Regions from separate parts of the Homo sapiens genome. Here region 1 is linked to region 2. The links are chromatin contacts, found by Hi-C or POLR2A ChIA-PET in ENCODE. All regions are on one chromosome and are shown on one strand. The core of a region is the stretch at or near the end of the contact, and the rest is flanking DNA. Distances in the headings are between cores, read along the strand shown. Region 1 holds the start of HNRNPH2 (heterogeneous nuclear ribonucleoprotein H2). Region 2 holds the start of CENPI (centromere protein I).

Region 1 (6,871 bases), core at 767-3,266, 310 kb after region 2:
CGTCTCAAAAAAAAAAAAAAAAAAAAAGTGTAATTTACCCAATGTCACAGGGCTAAGTAACAATGAGGCAGAATTTGAGCCCAGACTGGGTGCCAGGGTCTTGCCATTAGCCAAACATGACATAAACATGATCCATTTTTTATGGAAAATAATGAAATAAAGAAATCTATGTTTTCATTTATATAGAAAACAATTGTAAGGTTGTATATTAACATTTAAACCATGATTATTTCTGGGTGGTGGAACGGTGGGGGGAAATCTTTATTTTCATTTTGCTCTTCTTTATCTACATTTTTTGCAATGATCATGCATTAGTTTTATAATCAGATGCAAATACCAATAAAAAAAAATCCGTGATGGGCAAAATTGCCACACATACTGTACCACAGGGTCACATGAAACTTACAAGGCCAATTTCTTCTGTGATGTCTGACCAACATCCTGACTTTATCTATAAAGATATTCATAGGAATAACTTATGGACACAGAAATGTACTGTGACTGCCACCTTTTACCAACATCTATCAGTGATTCCTAACCTTTTTTAAATCACAGAGCCCTTTGAGAATTTGAAGAAAGGTAAATATCCTCTCTCCAGAAAAATACACATATTCATTCAGATTTGTAGATTTACATTCATTTTCCCATTGAACATTTGCTCTGTAAGCGCAGTTGAATGGTCAAGCGCTGTGCTATGTACTTTAAATAGGTTATCTCCTTGAAAACTCACCTGTGTGAGATAAGAACTATTTTTCAGATTTTTTTTGTCAGCTCCCTGAAATTAAAAGGTTGTAATCCCAATTTACAGATAAGGATTGTGAGGGTCAGATATGTTCAATACCTATCTAATCCAGCCTCAACCCTCACGCAAAGGTGTAAATGTATAAAGTTCCTCCATGTCAACCTTCCAGCCTGATGCCACGCTCATGGGCGAGGTGGGAGAGATCTCAGCGACCTTATGGTCTCTCTAACTCCCTCGAGATACTGCCGAGAAATCCACGACCCCAAAAGGAGAAAAAATGGCACGAATCTTAGTTCCCCATTCCTCCTACCCACCCTAGATGTTCTAACGGTTAGCACCCGGCAGAGGAAGAGCAGAAGTTCACAAGAAGGGTCTGAATAGAACCGGGCAGGGCTACTTTGGGCACACTGCCTATGGGGTGGCCCTGCTCTGCAAGGAGCAGTGAAAAAAGAGAACCGGGCAGGGAGAGAGAGAAAGAGAGAGGAAAGAAGAGAAAGAGAAAGAGAAGGAGAACGAGAGAGAGAGAGAGAGAGAAAGAAACAGGGGCCGCTGGCCGGACTCCCATCCCAGGAAAGGTCACACAGAGAAAGTTTAGGGCTAGTCCTGATTCGGGACAGTTTGCTGGGGATAAAAAAGCAGCAGCAGAGTCGGGTGGGGGAGCTCTCCCTCGGGCTCAACTGTTCCCGTTGAGACTCTCCAGTTCCCCAAACACACCCAAACACATGGAAAAGCAAAGGGAAGGGAGTACCCAATATCTGATACCTGATGCAGGAATCTGGCTCTTCCTGGCAGTCAAGGTTGCACATGAAGCGCTCCCAGTGCAGCCAGCCCATGGTAGGCGTCCTTGCCAATCCATTGTCCAGTGCTCTAGCCCCAGGGATGTCCCAGGAAACGAGGGCCAGGAAGCGAAGCGCAAGCGCGCAGCCCAGATGTAGTTCTGGGTTCCTCAGCTGCATTGTCACGGTGACCGGACAGCATAAATTTCCGCGGGTAACCTGGGCTTTTAAGATTAACCTCAGGGGCGGACCAATCACCGATGACTTATTAAATAATGACGTTATTGTTTCTCTGGCAACTGGGACGGTTATCCCCAGAGGTAGACCAATAATCAGTCACGTAAGACGTTCCGCTAACCAATCACCCTCTTCCTTTCTTGATATTGACCCGCCCTATTTCCATACCAGAAGGAAGTGCGGCACCTTAGTGATCCCGAGTTTAAGCCGAGAGTTGCTCACGTGACCGAGATCTCACATGACGTAGGCGCTCACGTGATTACTCGCTTACGTGAGCAGAAGTAGTTCTGGTCGTCGTCTACCGTCTCGCTATAGCCGTTTGAGGGAAGAAGGAGGAAAATTACCCGGTATCGTTAGAGGTTGGTGTGTGGGTGGGAACTGGGGACCCAGGGGTGGTGATGATGAAGACCAGAGCGGGGTTCGGGGGCCGCCTCCGCCTCTTTCGTTCTCTGCTTTCCCCTCCCCCCTCGCGCTCTCTCCCTCCTCCCCCCCATCTCAGTGCCGGGAAGCCGCCTGTGCTGCGCCTGGTGGGGAAATGGTGGACGCTCATGACTGTGTATGTGTTTTTGTATATCTGTCTGTCTGGGCCGGTCTCGGGGGACCCCTAAGGGTGACCGTAAGGCGAAAAACGTTTGAAAACCACGGCCCTGAGTTAAGAAAAACAGATACTGAAAATAGTGGTCTGAGTGCTGGTCTATCCATTCAGGCACTCAGTCTCCACTGCCTGATTGTCTGTAAGGGGAGGCCCCAAGTGAATTTTATCTGTAGAGTCACATCTAGGCAAATGCGTGCTTGACAAAGGCGCCCAATAAATTACTTTACTGAATAGAGTATTTGAATAATGTTTATTTTTCTGCTGATAACAACAATCTACATATTCAATTTCGAACATTTGAAAAATAACAATATAGTATAAAATTTAAAAATACACATAATTCACCACCCGGAGACGACTGCTCAACCTGATGTCGTTACAGTTTTTTAAAAAATGTGTATAACACACATATAAATACACAAATTCTTAACTCACAAAGAGTCCTGGTTCCCACTTTAGCCAGCAGTCCTGATGGCCTTCCCAGGAGACGCAGTAATGAAGTAGAACCTCTCTGCCCCTACAGAAGGGCTCTTAAGGAATAGAGCGGTGCAGGGAATTAAATGGGACGGGTTATCCCAGGGATAAGGCAAGCAAAAAAAAAAAAAAAAATCCTGCAAAATGAAATAAAAAAACAGCTTGTAAATCTGTCACTGAGACCTTAGGATGGTTAATAGGAAAACTGTTATCACTGCAGATGCAGTGTGCTAGGCACATAATCGGCAATCAGTAAATGTTTGTTAAATCGTTTCCTCAGTGTAGTTTTATGGCCGTTATTACACTTTGTACTTTGTTTCCAAGAGGCCCAGTGCTCCCAGACCATTTCAGATAAACCATCCACATACAAAATTAGAAAATTTTATAAAATTTCCTATACCAAATCCCAGAAATGCAAACATTTTAATTTGTTTTATGTTACTTTTTTTGCTGAAGTAAAAGTAATTATTTCTGTAGAAATTTAAGGCTGCATAAAAAAATTGGAAAAATAACATGGAAAATCCATAAACCTCCCACTCAGAGTAACCACTAATATGTTCTTTCTAACTTAAAAAGAAAAAATCCCAGTACAGCAAATGTAAAGAATTAAAACTGTATAGAAGTATATAGGGTAAAAAGCGAAAAGCCCACTTCACCCCCCCACCCTTCAGTTCTCTCAAAAACAAGTTTGCTTCCAGATCTTTTATTTATTTACATACGTATATACATGCATGCCAATCTTTTACTATAAGTAGGATCATACTATGTATATTCTTTTATTTAATGTATTTTGGAGATCTTTCTGGGTCAAGGCAGATAGATTTTTTTTAAATGGCTGCATTGCATTCCAGTTTAAGGATAAAGTATAATTCATTCAGCCATTCCTCTAATGATGGCTATTTAGGTTTCCAATTTTCTGCCATTACTAACAGTGCTGCAAGGAACATTTGTAAGTATTTCTGTTGACTAGATTCCTGGAAGGATTCTAGCAGTGTCAAAGGGTATGGGAACATGTATTTTGTACACAGTTGATATTGTAAAGCAGTTGTGCTCTTGGGTCACTTACAATTATAGCATAAGTAATTTCTCATGTTATTAAATATTTTTGTAACTTTTAAAATTAAATGCATAATATTCGTTTTCTTAATAAAGTACTTTTCAAAGAATATATAGCTCCATAAATCTGTCTGAATTTCAGATCATCTCCTTAGGGCACATAACTGAAATGTATTTGCTGTCAAAAGGCGTGATACATATTATCAAATTGCTTTCAGGATATAGTGGGGTTTATCAAAAAGGAAATAGTTTATATCAATTATCACTCTTCTGGTAGTGTATTAGTTTGTGAACTGCATAGCACTGATTTACTGTTGCTGTTTAATTTCCATTATCTTGATGGGTGAAAAATAACGATTAGTTCTGATTTTAACTTGCTGGAAGATTGATTAAATTTGAACATTTCCCAGATTCCTCTCCTGTATCCTCCTATACCTGTATTCTCTCATACTTAATCTGTTATCAAGTCCCGCAGATTCCACTTTTTTTGGTATGTGTAGATACATCTTTTCTCCATTTTACTCCTGTTGCCTTAGGCGATTCCTTTAACATATATTTATGAGACAAGTTCTAACTAATCTCCCTAGTTCCACGTCGACCCCCTTCTGTTTGAGTGCCACGCTGTTGCCAGGGTGATCTGTCTGAAAGAGTTTTGGTGAAGTCACCCTACATACTCCCCGGTTTAAAAGTCTTAAAAGGCGCTTAGTGTTTGTATATCAAAGTCTTTGGGATCTGATCTATGCCTTGCCAGTCTTTTCACTTGCTTTTCCCTCTCCTATTTGTGCTTCATCATAATTAAGAAAAAAAAATGTTTATGGATCCCTGGGCAGATTAGTCTGTTTCATTTAACCATTTGGCCTCCAACCAATAGAACTGATCAACTAGTCCCTCTTTGATACTATGCTTACACTCCACTCAGAGGGTCATGGCAAGTATAATGTATATTTGCATTTACATCTTTAATAATGACATTCGGTGCTCCTGTAGGACCATAAGCCCATTCTGGGCTTATTGATTCTTGTATGCCAGAGCCGAATATTGGACATGGCAACTAAAAAATGTTTCTAAAATGAATGTGTGAATTCCCAATAATGTCTTTTTTTCATTTATCTCTGGAGCCCAAATATTTCCCTGATTTTATTGATTTGCATACATTTTTATATAATGAAGATATTATATAAAGAACTTACATAACCTGTGTTTTGTTTGTGTTTTAATTGTTGTTTAATCTTTTGATCTAGTGAAGTTTTTTATGTTTATATATTCAGATATAGCCATCTTTTATTTGTTGACATCTCCCACTGATTTGTTGCTGTTAATTTTTTTTTTTTTTTTTTTTTTTTTTTTGAGACGGAGTTTTGCTCTGGTCGCTGAGGCTGGAGTGCAGTGGCGTGATCTTGGCTCACCTCCACCTCCTGGGTACATAAAAGCGATTTTCCTGCCTCAGCCTCCCGAGTAGCTGGGATTACAGGCACCTGCCACCACGCCCAGCCAATTTTTTGTATTTTTAGTAGAGACGGGGTTTCACCATGTTGACCAGGCTGGTCTCGAACTGCTGACCTCAGGTGATACACCCACCTCAGCCTCCCAAAGTGCTGGGATTACAGGCGTGAGCCACCGCACCCGGCCGATTGCTGTTAATTTTTAATGGTATCTAACACGTAATAGGCATTGAATAAATAACTGCTAAAAAATGAATGAGTTAAAAATTTGGTGAACTCTCTGTTTATACAGACGTCTTACAGAAAAGCTGTCAGCATAATTGAATTTTCTATTAATAGTTTGCTTTTTTCTCTTACTATATCACGAGCATTTTTCCATGACAGTAGTCTTCTTTTTTTTTTTTTCAGCTACACCAAAATTGCATTGAGCCAAACTTGCCACCAAGAGCCCAACAATCACCATGATGCTGAGCACGGAAGGCAGGGAGGGGTTCGTGGTGAAGGTCAGGGGCCTACCCTGGTCCTGCTCAGCCGATGAAGTGATGCGCTTCTTCTCTGATTGCAAGATCCAAAATGGCACATCAGGTATTCGTTTCATCTACACCAGAGAAGGCAGACCAAGTGGTGAAGCATTTGTTGAACTTGAATCTGAAGAGGAAGTGAAATTGGCTTTGAAGAAGGACAGAGAAACCATGGGACACAGATACGTTGAAGTATTCAAGTCTAACAGTGTTGAAATGGATTGGGTGTTGAAGCATACAGGTCCGAATAGCCCTGATACTGCCAACGATGGCTTCGTCCGGCTTAGAGGACTCCCATTTGGCTGTAGCAAGGAAGAGATTGTTCAGTTCTTTTCAGGGTTGGAAATTGTGCCAAATGGGATGACACTGCCAGTGGACTTTCAGGGGCGAAGCACAGGGGAAGCCTTTGTGCAGTTTGCTTCACAGGAGATAGCTGAGAAGGCCTTAAAGAAACACAAGGAAAGAATAGGGCACAGGTACATTGAGATCTTCAAGAGTAGCCGAGCTGAAGTTCGAACCCACTATGATCCCCCTCGAAAGCTCATGGCTATGCAGCGGCCAGGTCCCTATGATAGGCCGGGGGCTGGCAGAGGGTATAATAGCATTGGCAGAGGAGCTGGGTTTGAAAGGATGAGGCGTGGTGCCTATGGTGGAGGGTATGGAGGCTATGATGACTATGGTGGCTATAATGATGGATATGGCTTTGGGTCTGATAGATTTGGAAGAGACCTCAATTACTGTTTTTCAGGAATGTCTGATCATAGATACGGAGATGGTGGGTCCAGTTTCCAGAGCACCACAGGGCACTGTGTACACATGAGGGGGTTACCTTACAGAGCCACTGAGAATGATATTTATAATTTCTTCTCACCTCTTAATCCCATGAGAGTACATATTGAAATTGGACCCGATGGCAGAGTTACCGGTGAGGCAGATGTTGAATTTGCTACTCATGAAGATGCTGTGGCAGCTATGGCAAAAGACAAAGCTAATATGCAACACAGATATGTGGAGCTCTTCTTAAATTC
Region 2 (6,658 bases), core at 3,997-6,496:
AATGAGAATGATTTTGTCTTACTATATTTTAAAGATATATAAAGGGCTGACATTTGCATACATTTTTATTTTTCTATTTTCTCAGCAAACACTTTCATTTTTATAGATTCTACAAATATAAACTCCAGCTTCGCTCTTTTCTGAAATATAACAAATTCCAATTTAGGGAAGTTCAAATTAGTGAATCTTTACCATACTGTGCCTTACCTTGTTTCATTTTGCTTAGTATTCATATGCATCTGGGTTTTGACAAAGCAGGCACTAGAAAATATGGATGTGGCTAACATGTACCAGTTTTTATGGGCCTAGTGAATTTTTAAAAAATTCTTTTTATTTATTTATTTATTTGCTTATTTATTTATTTATTTATTTTTGAGATGGAGTCTTGCTCTGTCGCCCAGGCTGGAGCGCAGTGGCACGATCTTGGCTCACTGCAACTTCTGCCTCCTGGGTTCAAGTGATTCTCCTGTCTCAGCCTCCCGAGTAGCTGGGATTACAGGCATGCCCCACCACACCCGGCTAATTTTTGTATTTTTAGCAGAGATGGGGTTTCACCATGTTGGCCAGGCTGTTCTAGACCTCCTGACCTCAGGTGATCTGCCCACCTCGGCCTCCCAAAATGCTGGGATTACAGGCGTGAGCCACTGCACCCGGCTAAAAAAAAGTATTAATGCTATTTATGATTTATAATCATAAATGCTTTTAAACTATAAAATCAAATTATTCGCCTTATTACCTTTGGTGCTTGTCTTAGTCCATTCAGACTGGTATAATAAAATAGCATAAACTGGGTAGCTTATAAACAACAGAAATTTATTTCTCATAGTTCTGTAGGCTGAGAAGTCCAAGATCAAGGTGGGAGCAGTTTGGTGTCTATTGAGGGCCCACTTTCTCTTCACAGATGGTGCCTTCTAACTGTGTCCTCACATGGCAGAAGGGGCAAGTCAGCTCTCTGAGGCCTCTGTTATAAAGGAATTAATCTCATTTAGGAACACTCCACCCTCATGGACATAATCATTTCCCAAAGCCCCACCTACTAATACCATCATCTTGGGGGTTATGATTTCAACATATGGTTTTTGTTGGGGACACAAACATTCAGACCATAGCAAAGATGCTACTAAGGTTTAAATCACAGGGATTCCAGCAGATTGCTTGTGTTTGGATTTTTTTTTTTTGATGGAGTCTCACTCTGTCGCCCAGGCTGGAGTGCAGTGGTGCAATCTCAGCTCGCTGCAATCTCCATCTCCCGAGTTCAAACCATTCTTGTGCCTCAGACTCCCAAGTAGCTGGGATTACAGGTGCCCGCCACCACTCCTGGCTAATTTTTGTATTTTTAGTAGAGATGGGGTTTCACCATGTTGGCCAAGCTGTCTCCAATTCCCGGCCTCAGGTGATCTGCCCACCTCGGCCTCCCAAAGTGCTGAGATTACAGGTGTGAGCCACTGTGCCTGGCCTCTTAGTTTAATTACATATAATTAAGATAAGAAAAATTATATATAATGGGACACCAGTGGCTGGTGTGAAAGGGGAGAGGACTCTGCTTGTGTTTTCTTCATTCTAATGTTAAAATCATGGTTAATGCAGTAATTTCCTTACAATATTCTCACTCTAGAAACGTGCTTACAAGAGCTATGTTCGAGCCCTCCCTCTGCTGAAGAAAATGGGGATCAATTCCATTCTCCTCCGAAAAAGCATTGGTGCCCTTGAAGTGGCCTGTGGCATCGTCATGACCCTTGTGCCTGGGCGTCCCAAAGATGTGGCCAACTTCTTCCTACTGTTGCTGGTGTTGGCTGTGCTCTTCTTCCACCAGCTGGTCGGTGATCCTCTCAAACGCTACGCCCATGCTCTGGTGTTTGGAATCCTGCTCACTTGCCGCCTGCTGATTGCTCGCAAGCCCGAAGACCGGTCTTCTGAGAAGAAGCCTTTGCCAGGGAATGCTGAGGAGCAACCCTCCTTATATGAGAAGGCCCCTCAGGGCAAAGTGAAGGTGTCATAGAAAAGTGGAAGTGCAAAGAGTGGACCTTCCAGGCAGTTGCGTCCATGACACCAGGAAGATGTCAGTGTGTGTTTTTCATTTGATTTATTTATCTTGGGGAAAGTGAAAAATGTAATCTGCAAGTTAATGACCCTATTGGCTTGTGTACATCTATATGCTAAAATGACTTCCCCACATTGACATTTGTGCGCCACCTTTAATCACTCTGGGGCAACTCTCACATCTTGCTGCATGTACATGTATACGGCTACTATTGAAGTGTAATTGTGAGATGGACTCCAACAAGCATGTGACTGTGAGATTGTGTGTGGGAAAATGTATTTAACTACTCTGTGTGTGTGTGTGTGTGTGTGTGCGCGCGCGCGCGCACGCGCACACACTCACGCACACACAAGCAGAGAAGGCGCTGATCTTGAACTAATCCTGCACAGGCATCCTTCCCTTTATAGATTGATTCCAGCAAAGGCGGAATAAAACAAATTTCCTATGAAGAGAATCCTGATATGAAACAAGTCATGTAGTCTCATGGCCGGGAATCTCTCCACAGATACTAACAACTTAAACTTACTACTTTAGGAGAAAAAAAAAAACATTCAATTTCGGACACTGAGTTATATATGAAATTAATTAGGCTCTAGTCCAACAGTTGTTTACATTTTAAATAGTCCATATTGAATTTAATTAAAACAAGGGATGCATGCAGTCAAATTGATAGTTTAATTCTTCAAGTGATAATATAGGAAGTTTCACCTTGCCTTTGTCCAAGCCCCACCTATTAAAACCCTTTACTCACAGTTTGAAACTGAAGCAGTAAACTTGTTTCCAGACATCTTTTTCAGATTGTCTTAAGCCCAAAGTTGCCTCACTTCCACTATTCTCAGCAGCCAACCAGGATTTGGCAGCTGCTCCACTGTTACGGTTGAGGGAACAGGGATCAGTCCTGTTAGAAGTCTGTGAGCCTCAAACTCTACCTGTTCTCTGCAATCATCCAAAATTTGAAAAAGAAGCTATATCCAGTGTTTCACTGCCAAACAGATTCACTACTCTTACTGATTCTTCACTGAGCTTTGCTAGTATAAGCAGAGTTCCAAGTCTCCCCTAGGGTTGTCTCTACATTTCTTTATCATTCCAGTGGGTAGGGTTTAGCTGGGGGAAGGACATTTCATAAGGGTTAGTTGGACTGAGCAGTATGGACATTTGCTTTTTTCATTACGTACTGTTGTTTTTCCTTGTTAGGTGTGCTTTGGTGGTTTTAATATTATTGTGCCAGGGATGGGGAAATGGGGGGGGTTGTGTGGGAAGAGTACTTATTATTGTGTTTTCTTCAGTGTAATTGTTCTTGGTAATTGATACCTCTCTGTTTTATTTCTCTCATTCTTTCAAAATAAAACTTTTTGAAATTTGGAGGAAACTGTCTGGACAAATACTGAAAATCTGGAAAGTAAGGATCATATCAAAGGATTTAGCCTCTCTTTTTCTGAGTCTGGCTGAAGGAGGAGAGGAAAGAGAAGAGGGAGTTTAATCACTTAATATGCTAATAAGGTTGCCAACTTTCCAATTTCCTTTTTTTCTTTTTCTTATTTTTTTTTTGAGACATGGTCTTGCTCTGTTGCCCAGGCTGTAGTGCAGTGGTGGGATCACAGCTCACTGCAGCCTCAATCTACCAGGTTCAAGTGATCCTCCCACCTCAGCCTCCCGAATAGCTGGGACTACAGGCATACGCCACCATGCCCGGCTAATTTTTTATTTTTTGTAGAGACGGGATTTTGCCATGGTGCCCAGTCTGGCCTCGGACCCCTGGGCTCAAGCAGTCTGCTTGGCCCGGCCTTCCAAAGTGCTGAGATTACAGGTATGAGCCACCTCGCCTGGCCCAACTTTCCAATTTTATTTACGCTCCCCCACACTTTTGTGATGTTAGCATGCAAGACAGAAAGCCACATAATTAGGATCTCAATACAATGTCCAGGTTTTAGGAGTTTTGCTTAATTAGGTGATGCCAAGGGAAGTTAGAAAAATGATTTCGGAGAAAATTGAAGGTGTATCAAAGGTGAATCACTATCTTTCACTACATATATATATCTCTCCACAAAGTGGTACAAGTTGCACTGCCACAGACCTGTCACATTAGGCAAGATATTTCACCACTCAGGGCTCCAGTTTAATCATCTACAAAAAGAAGAATGTTGAAACCTTAAATTTCCTTCCAATTTACATTTCTTTGAGCCTATGAAACATGATTAAAAACATGAAAAATGATTCAAGAAATTTTCAACTTTATTAAAGGACAACATCTATCAGAAAAAATTGAAGAGCCTCAGTTGTCATGCATGATTAAATAAGAGTTGGTGAAACTATTCTGAAAACCATATATGATGTGGTAAAGTTATTTTTGCTGTATCCTTTCCCAACTACATAAACTTAAACTTTGATTATTCATCTCTAAGACTGCAGTCCTCCCCGCCCCCCGCCAAGTTTACCTAAAGTTTATAGGTATGTTTTGGTCTCAACAACTCAGTGAGAGTCATTAAATTTATCTTTTCTCTCTTATTCCTACTCTAATAAGAGATTAAATTAGGGACTAAGCTGAGAGCTCAGACTAAACCCTTGTGGCTGTTTTCAAGGTCAATTAACTCCTCATGGTTAGGAATAGTTACATGTTGACAGCCGGTTTATAGAAAACCTTGGAGGATATCCATACCCATTGTCGGTAAAAGGAGGGCAGACCCAGCCTTTCTTTCCTCCCACGCCCTAGGTTCACACGGGGAAAGCGACAGGCCCTTTAACTTAAGTCTCGGCCAGGGAGAAGCCACCTTTATTGTGAAATTTGCGGTTTCACATTTTCCTACAAAGTCCCGACATCTGGGGTCAGCCTAGGCAAAATAATCACTATAATTGATCATGTTAAATTCAAGAACCGAGACACGAATTGTCCCGTTATACGCAAAATGACGAATGTGAACATTCTTATATTCTTAGCACAGTGGGAACGCCAGCCAATCAGCTGACTCCAGCAGCAACGGCCCACTCGCTGCTCTCCTCACAGGCCCAGGTGGGTGGGGCAAGCCGCTCTCCGTAATTGGTTCTACGCCAGCGTCGTCGCGCGCGCCACCTCCCGCCACCGAGCCTCCCGCCACCTCTAGCCAATCAGGCTTCAGCTGAGTGCGTTGCTCCGCCCAGCCGCCCCTCTGGGTCTGCGCGGAAGCGCATGCGTGGGGTGGAGTCAGCTTCTTTGAATTCCGGAGGCGGCATTCGGTGGTCAGAGGCCTGTGCGGCTGCAGGTAGAGTGTCTTAGGTGAGGAGGTACTTTTAAGCACCGCGCGAAATGGGGGCGAAGAGAATTTTTTTACTTTTGAGGGTGGGACTATCCTGCAAGGTGTGACTGCGGTCGGGTTTTCCGTAGCCAGTTTCGCACCAGGGATCCTTGGGAAGCGCTGGGATGGTTCAACTGGGTGGGGTCAGAAGCTGCTCCCCTGCCCTTCTTTCCTAGGAACCTAGGAAATAACTCGGAACCTGTAACGTCCCACTGGTTTGGACATATTCCTCTCCTGATCTGGCCTCATCTGTTCCAGGGAGGTGGGATTGAGTAAGTGTCATTCCGACTATTCCTTTAGTTTTTCCTATTTGCAGCCAAAAACTTAGAAGTCATTTTTGGTTCCTCTTCCCTTTTCCCTACATCCAATTCTTTTATCACGGCCTACTTTGTCTAACTCCAAAACATTGCACGAATCCAATCATTTTCCACCTCTACACCCTAGGCCTAGTGCAGGCTACAGTCAAACCTCTTCTGGACTTCTGCGACAGCCTTTTATTTGGTTTCTTGCCGCTCCTTGACCTCTAACATTCTCGTCTCTGCACTGCAGCTAACATGATCGTCAAACACAAATCAGGTGGTATTGCTCCCCTCTCTAACCTTTCCCCCTTCCCCTATGTTTTCCCATGACATTTAAAATCCAAACTCCTTACTCTGGCCTGCAAATCCCAATATGAACTTAGTCCCTGGCTACGTTCTGACTTCATCGCTCATTACCTTTTACCTCTTTCATTCCACTCCCTCCAGACTGATGTTACTACTGTTTCTTTTCTTTTCTCTTTTCTTTCTTTCTTTCTGTCTCTGTCTGTCTCTCTCTCTCTCCCTCCCTCCCTTTCTTTCTTTCTTTCCTTTCTTTCTTCTTTCTTTTGACAGAGTTGGGCCAGGCGTGGTGGCTCACGCCTGTAATCCCAGCACTTTGGGAGGCTGAGGCAGGTGTGGATCACTTGAGGTCAGGAGTTCGAGACCAGCCTGGCTAACATGGTGAAACCCAGTCTCTACTAAAATACAACAAATAGCCGGGTATGGTGGTGTGCGCCTGTAATTCCACCTACTTGGGAGGCTGAGACAGGAGAATTGCTTGAACCCGGGAGGCGGAGGTTGTGGTGAGCCGAGATAGAGATTGCGCCACTGCAGTCCAGCCTGGGTGACAGAGTGAGACTGTCTCAAAAAAAAAAAAAAAGAAACAATGTCTCACTATGTTGCCCTCAGCTTCCCAAAGTGCTGGGATTATAGGTGTGACCCACCTTGCCCAGCCAAGCTGCTGTTTCTTTAACACATAAAGCTCTTTTTGCTTTAAGGTCTTAGTCTTAGCATGTCTTCCTCTTCTCTCTCCATGAAATACTCTTCCA

What was found. A loop is a pair of places that touch in the nucleus more often than their neighbours do. ChIA-PET counts read pairs that join two places held with the same protein, here RNA polymerase II (POLR2A). Pooled maps may share reads with other maps.
Region 1: a map of CD8-positive, alpha-beta T cell shows a loop between it and region 2 (31-fold over the local background). The contact joins the promoter of HNRNPH2 here to the promoter of CENPI in region 2. A Hi-C loop is called at or near these places in 5 of 168 maps with a recorded cell type or tissue (CD4-positive, alpha-beta T cell, CD8-positive, alpha-beta T cell and naive thymus-derived CD4-positive, alpha-beta T cell) and 22 of 50 pooled maps. POLR2A ChIA-PET finds 5 or more read pairs at or near these places in 7 of 52 experiments (A549, A673, CD4-positive, alpha-beta T cell and 4 more).

What each region holds. Positions count from the first base shown.
Region 1 is chrX:101,406,206-101,413,076 of GRCh38, forward strand. HNRNPH2 (heterogeneous nuclear ribonucleoprotein H2) reads left to right here and starts at 2,017. Exons shown (of 2, transcript NM_019597.5): 1 at 2,017-2,114; 2 at 5,731-6,871. The coding sequence starts at 5,784. RPL36A-HNRNPH2 (RPL36A-HNRNPH2 readthrough) reads left to right here. Exons shown (of 4, transcript NM_001199974.2): 4 at 5,731-6,871. The coding sequence ends at 5,787. It overlaps GLA (galactosidase alpha), which reads right to left and starts at 1,720. Exons shown (of 7, transcript NM_000169.3): 1 at 1,505-1,720. The coding sequence starts at 1,698.
Region 2 is chrX:101,092,958-101,099,615 of GRCh38, forward strand. It overlaps CENPI (centromere protein I), which reads left to right and starts at 5,247. Exons shown (of 22, transcript NM_001386188.2): 1 at 5,247-5,291; 2 at 5,487-5,582. TMEM35A (transmembrane protein 35A) reads left to right here. Exons shown (of 2, transcript NM_021637.3): 2 at 1,616-3,410. The coding sequence ends at 1,999. RefSeq lists an enhancer at 4,951-5,010.